Regions from separate parts of the Mus musculus genome. Here region 2 is linked to region 1. Evidence: chromatin loops called from intact Hi-C (ENCODE). Cell type or tissue: gastrocnemius. All regions are shown on one strand. Each heading gives the region's core, and the rest is flanking DNA. Links, peaks and the distances in the headings are about the cores only.

Region 1 (2,905 bases), core at 279-2,778:
GTCTCGAAATCAGCTCCTGAGATTACAGGAGTGAGCCACCCTGGCCGAGACTCTTTTTTTAGTTTTGTTTCGAGACATATGTTGCGGGCCTGGCTCTTGCTATGTAGACCAGGCTGGCCTGTAACTCAGGGTTCTAGGACTGACAGCACTCAGCACCACCACACCCTGCTTCCTGGCCGGTCGAGTTGGGGACCTGCCAAGGAGGCAAGGGATGGGGTTGGGGGAGATGGAAAGGGGCTATGAGGTGGGGTGGGGGATACTTATAGGGTGTGTTTTGAAGTCCTGTTTGTATGCAGACTGGACATGAAACAGGACCTGAGCAACCTTGGCTTCCCAAGCAGAAGGGCAGCGCCGCATGCTTTGGTGTGCATCTGGGTGGCCTGTGCCGGGTGATTGCCGTGTGTGTGTGTGTGTGTGTGTGTGTGTGTGTGTGTGTGTGTGTGTGTATGTGGGTCCTTAAGTATCTTCCTTGTATTTCACAGGCAGGGTTTGGTACCATTCGGCACCTGCAAGCCGCCATCACTGCCCCTCCCACCCCCACGTCAACCTGTGCAACCTCTTCAGAAAGCAGTTTGTTTAAACACACCGAGTATTCACACCCCCATGCCCTTTGACCCAGTGAGTCCCTTTCTAGGAAGTTCCCTGGGGCGAGCCTTCTGAAATGCAAGGCAGCACTTAAGGCCTACAGCCCTTCCCTGGGGTTATTTAGAGAAGCTAAATAAATAAATAATGAGCCTGCAAGTCTGAAGCAGGAAGGGGTGTAAATCCCGCTGGCTGACGCTTTCTCCTATCTCGCTAGGGTCACTGTGTGGGCCTTCACCTTAGTTTTCCTATGTATCGTAATGTCAAAGGTCCATGCTCACTCTGCAATAGCAATTGGATTTAATGTCCCGTGCCAGGCAGACACATAGGCAGGGAAAAGCAAATGAACTTTATTAATGTTATCGCCAGGTATCGCACACGTGGGATCGCTGTAATTCCGGAGGCAGGAGCAGGAGGATGACAGGTTGGAGGGTCTCTTGATCTTTAGAGCAAATTCCAGGGCAGTCAGAGCTATGGAGTGAGACCTTGTCTCAAAAGTACCCCAAAAAAGGGCAAAAAGGGGCTGGCAAGATGGCTCAGCGGGTAAGGCAGGTAAGGCTTTTTGCCACCAAGCCCGAGTTCGATCCAACGAACAAACACCCCCGGGTATGTGCATGAAGGACTGCAGGTATGGCTGCTGGTTAGCATGCATGAAGTCCAGATGGCAGACCCCTTGCCAAGTGAACCCAGTATTGGTGGTGAATACGGATCCCAGCATTTAAGGTGTGGGCCAGAGGGTCGGAAGTCCCAAGCTAGTCTAATTACTGGGACTGTGTCTCAAAGAACCCCCAGCGAGTTTTGTTTACTGCAGGGGTTTAACCTCAGCCTTTTGAATACCAGGCACGCTCCCTGCCACGGAGCTACTGGCCCGGTCCTGAAGTGATTATTCACCAAACACTGGTTTGGGGTGTTAATATCACCTTTTTTCTTTTTCTTGTTCTTCTTCTTTTTTTAACTTTTCCGACTTGCACTGCGGCGCGCTGTATCGTCGGCCTTGCACTGTTTTTAATGATAATCTGTTTAAAGTCTAATATTGAAAAGGGAAAGGAAAGAGAAAGGAAACGTGAATTCCCAGAAGCAAAGGCCCAGGCTGATAGGGGGAACTGATCCACCCGCCCGTTCCAGGGAAACGCTGCAGCCACGTGGATCGAAGAGGCCGGCCATCTGCCTGGGCCCGCGCCTGGGTCCACCTCTTCCCTGCAGGGCCCGTAGGGGGCGGGGCTGGCCATGCTGACAGATGTGGCGGGAAAGGGTGATCGACCCTCCTCCATTTCCTTCCGCCCAGGCTCCTGGTGGAGGGGGGAGGTGTCTCCTCCCCAGGGACCCTTGCTGCCCTGGGGTGTGCCCATCTGTCTCCTTGGCCTCCATCCGCTCCTCGCTGGAGGCGACTGCTGTTTGCCTGGTGCAAAACCCTGGCTTTCCTGGGACTGTTAGCCTCCTGTGGTTCTCACCCGGGTCCGCCAGAATCACAGCAGCACCAGGGCCACCCAGGAACTGGATGGAAACACAAACGCACACACTCCACCCCAGATGCAGCCAACCTGCAGCTTGGGAGGTGAGGCTGCTCAGATGAAATCTAACAAGCCAGACAGCATCCCTCCCCCCACCCCGCCCCGCCCCCGTTTTAACTTAAAGAAAAAAGCTAAGATTATTTATGTGATTGTGTGTGTGTGTGTGTGTGTGTGTGCATGTGAACGACACACATGCCGGAGCTAATGGAGGTCAGAAGGTGTCAGATCCCTTGGGATTGGAGTTACAAGCTATTGTTAGTCACCACGTGGATACTGGGACCCAAACCAGAGTAGAAGTGCTTTTAAGTATAGACCAGCCTCTCCCTGAGCCTCTTTTTTGACTCTGGTTCTCATATAGCGCTGGCAGGTTTAGGAACTGATTGATGACTCTTAAGTCTGTCTCCAACTTCTGAGGGATACAGGACCATTCAAGAGTACCTACCCCACAATTGAATACCACAACCTCACTTTAGGGATTATCATGACCCTCTTTCATTAATAATAATAATAATAACAATCACAACAACAACAATACACAGACAGTAATTAAAAATACACACAAACAAGCAGAGCCAGCAATAGGATTCTGAGGCCATGCTCCTTAACCTCTGTGCCCAGAGCTGCCCAAAACTTAAGAGGTCCTGTTGGGTCCCCTCAGGTCTGGCTTTAGACTAACATGGCTTAATCGGCGTTTGGGATGGGAGGCACCAGACCCCTGGTTGTTTGATAGGAAAACCAGAATGGCCTGCCCTACCCCATCCTCCCACCTCCGTCCAGGAGCCCCCAAGCAGCCCAGATACCCTGTGGGCTCT
Region 2 (2,905 bases), core at 120-2,619, 56 kb before region 1:
CATCTGGTATGTTCCTCACTCGCTAAGGACTTTACCTAGCCACCTGCCAGCTCCAGGGCACCTTGAGCTTCCAGCTCCCCAGCTCTGAGGTTACAGGCACGCACTGTTACATGGGTGCTGTTGATTGAACCCAGGCTGGCTCTCTCTTTCTTCCTCTCTCCCTTCCTCCTCCTCCTTCTCCCCCCCACCCCCACCCCCCAGACAGGGTCTCACTGTGTAACCCTGGCTGTCCTGGAACTCACCACATAGACCAGACTAGACTCAACCCCACAGAAATCCACCCCTCTCAGCCTCCCAAGCGCTGAGCACTGAAAAGGCTTGTCCCACCACACCAGGTTTTCTTTTTTTTTCTTTTTTTGGAGACAGGGTTTCTCTTTATAGCCCTGGCTGTCCTGGAACTCACTTTGTAGACCAGGCTGGCCTCGAACTCAGAAATCTGCCTGCCTCTGCCTCCCAAGTGCTGGGGATTAAAGGTGTATGCCACCACCGCCCGGCAGGTTTTCTTTTTCTTTTGTTTTCTTTCTTTCTTTTTGCTTTGCTTTTTTTTTTTTTTTTTTTTTTTTTTGAGACAGGGTTTCTCTGTGTAGCCCTGACTGCCCTGGAACTCACTTTGTAGACCAAGCTGGCCTTGAACTCAGAAATCAGCCTGCCTCTGCCACCTGAGTGCTGGAGTTAAAGGCGTGCGCCACCACGCCCGGCCACACCAGGTTTTCATGCTTGCTTCTTTTTAACAGTCATGCTTTGTTAACAACAGAGCTGTCTCGTCAAGTCCTTATTTGTTTGCTTATTTATTTATTTATTTATTTATTTATTTATTTATTTACTTATTTATTGTGTGTGTATTTGAGACAGGGTATCATTATTGTCCAGAGAGGTCTCAAGCATACTATTTAATTGGGGTTAACCTTAAACTCCCATCCTCCTGCCTTAACTTCCCAAGGGCTGGAGAGTGCACCTGATTTCTTTACTTTTTCTTACATAAAGCCATACTAGGGACTGGAGAGATGACTCAGAGGTTAAAAATACTGGTTTTTCTTTTCAGAGGACCAGAGTTCAACAGCCATAGTCTGTGGTTCACAAAGAACTGTTACTCCAGCTCCAGGTGGAATCTGATGCCCTCTTCTGGCTGCTGAGGGGAACTGCACTCAGGTGTACATACCCTCACACTGATGCACAGATTTTTTTTTTTTTTTTTTTTTTTTTTTGGTTTTTCGAGACAGGGTTTCTCTGTATAGCCCTGGCTGTCCTGGACCTCACTTTGTAGACCAGGCTGGCCTCGAACTCAGAAATCCGCCTGCCTCTGCCTCCCCAGTGCTGGGATTAAAGGCATGCGCCACCACACCCAGCCCCTGATGCACAGATTTTTAAAAATAACCTCTATTTTTTTCAAGGGAGAATCTCATGATGTAGCCCTGGCTGCCATGGAACTCACTCTGTAAATCGACTGACCTAGAACTGAGGTCTCCCTGCTTCTGCCTCCTCAGTACTGGGATTAAAGGCGCCACCACTCCCAGCTAAAAAAGTTAATACTGGGGGAAAAAGCTAAATGTGTTAGCCATGTCTCTAACTCCAGTACTCTAGAGAAAGAGACGAGATGAGATGATTGCTAAATTTAAGGCCACCCAGAACTACAGAATGGATTCTGTAGCTAAACAAACAGAACAGGCCCAGACTCCCAGCTACCTGGCATCTGAAACCAGCCTGAGCTCTCTAAGACCTTGTCCTACCACCCCCCCCACCCCCCCAAATAAGTAAATAAATAAACTAAAAAAGAAAAAATCTGCTAGGCATAGTGAATTAATCCCAGCACTTGGAAGGCAGAGGCAGCCAGATCGGTCTCTAAGTTTAAGGCTAACCTGGTCTACAAAGAGAGTTCCAAGATAGCCAGGGCTACAGAGAGACTCTGTCTCAGAATAACAACAAATCCAAAATTAACTGTAACTCATCAGTTTTCCAACTTTGGTTTTCGGGTATTAGTTTGTGATAAGTTATTTCTCCACTGGTGAAATGAAGGAATTCAAGCTAGATTAGAGTTTATATTTAAACACAGGTTTATTTGGGAACCCGCCTTCGGGTGGGTGAGGCCACTGGTTCAGAGGTTCCAAGGAAGGAATCTAAGGAAGTAGCTATGGAAGGGAGACAGAGGGGGAAAAAGGGGAGAAAGAAAAAAGAGAGAGAGGAGAGGAGAGGAGGGGGAGGGGGAGGGGGGAAGGGAGAGAGAGAGGGAGGGGGAAGGGGAGAAGGGAGAGAGAGAGGGAGAGGAGAGAGAGAGGAGAGGAGAGAAAAGAAGGGACCAAAGTGTCTGGATTATATTTGAAATAGCAGCCGGGCGTGGTGGCACACGCCTTTAATCCCAGTACTCGGGAGGCAGAGGCAGGAGGATTTCTGAGACCAGTCTGGTCTACAGAGTGAGTTCCAGGACAGCCAGGGCTACACAAAGAAACCCTGTCTCAAAAAACCAAAAGAAAGAAAGAAAGAAAGAAAGAAAGAAAGAAAGAAAGAAAGAAAGGAGGAAAGAAAGAAAGAAAGAAAGAAAGAAAGAAAGGAAGGAGGAAAGAAAGAAAGAAAGGAAGGAAGGAAGGAAGAAAGAAAGAAAGAAAGAAAGAAAGAAAGAAAGGAAGGAGGAAAGAAAGAAAGAAAGAAAGAAAGAAAGAAAGAAAGAAAGAAAGAAAGAAAGAAAGAAAGAAAGAAAGAAAGAAAGAGCAAGAGCCTCTGGAGGAAGAGCAGCCCAGCCCCTGATCTGGGGTCTCCAGGGTTTAGGGTGGGGTATACCAAGTCGGGACTGAGGGATGCTGGGAGAACCTGGAGAGCAGGTCTGCTTTGGCATGTAACATATGCACTTTAGCCCCTCTTCCGAGTCTGAAGACCGTTTATCCCAGTATGACTTCTACTTGTATCTTTTAAA

The links. A loop is a pair of places that touch in the nucleus more often than their neighbours do. Peaks named below come from ENCODE experiments on the same cell type or tissue, not always from the same donor. Only the 100,000 strongest peaks of a DNase experiment are listed, where the experiment ranks them.
Region 2: it touches region 1 in a loop (2.6-fold over the local background); 3 of 42 quality-filtered maps call a loop at or near these places.

Annotation. Positions count from the first base shown.
Region 1 is chr17:29,397,165-29,400,069 of GRCm38, reverse strand. No RefSeq gene overlaps it. Among named protein-coding and RNA genes, the nearest start is that of Gm36199, 36 kb to the left of the region's middle. In gastrocnemius, for the core only: a CTCF peak has its summit at 1,781 (motif pointing right); a DNase peak (open chromatin) is centred at 1,816; H3K4me3 peaks cover 1,124 bases; H3K27ac peaks cover 1,836 bases.
Region 2 is chr17:29,452,525-29,455,429 of GRCm38, reverse strand. All of the region lies in intron 2 of Gm36199 (a long non-coding RNA gene), which reads right to left. It also overlaps a transcript of Gm26885 not described here. Among named protein-coding and RNA genes, the nearest start is that of Gm36486, 16 kb to the right of the region's middle. In gastrocnemius, for the core only: a CTCF peak has its summit at 1,118 (motif pointing left); no DNase peak of the experiment used is centred there; H3K27ac peaks cover 379 bases.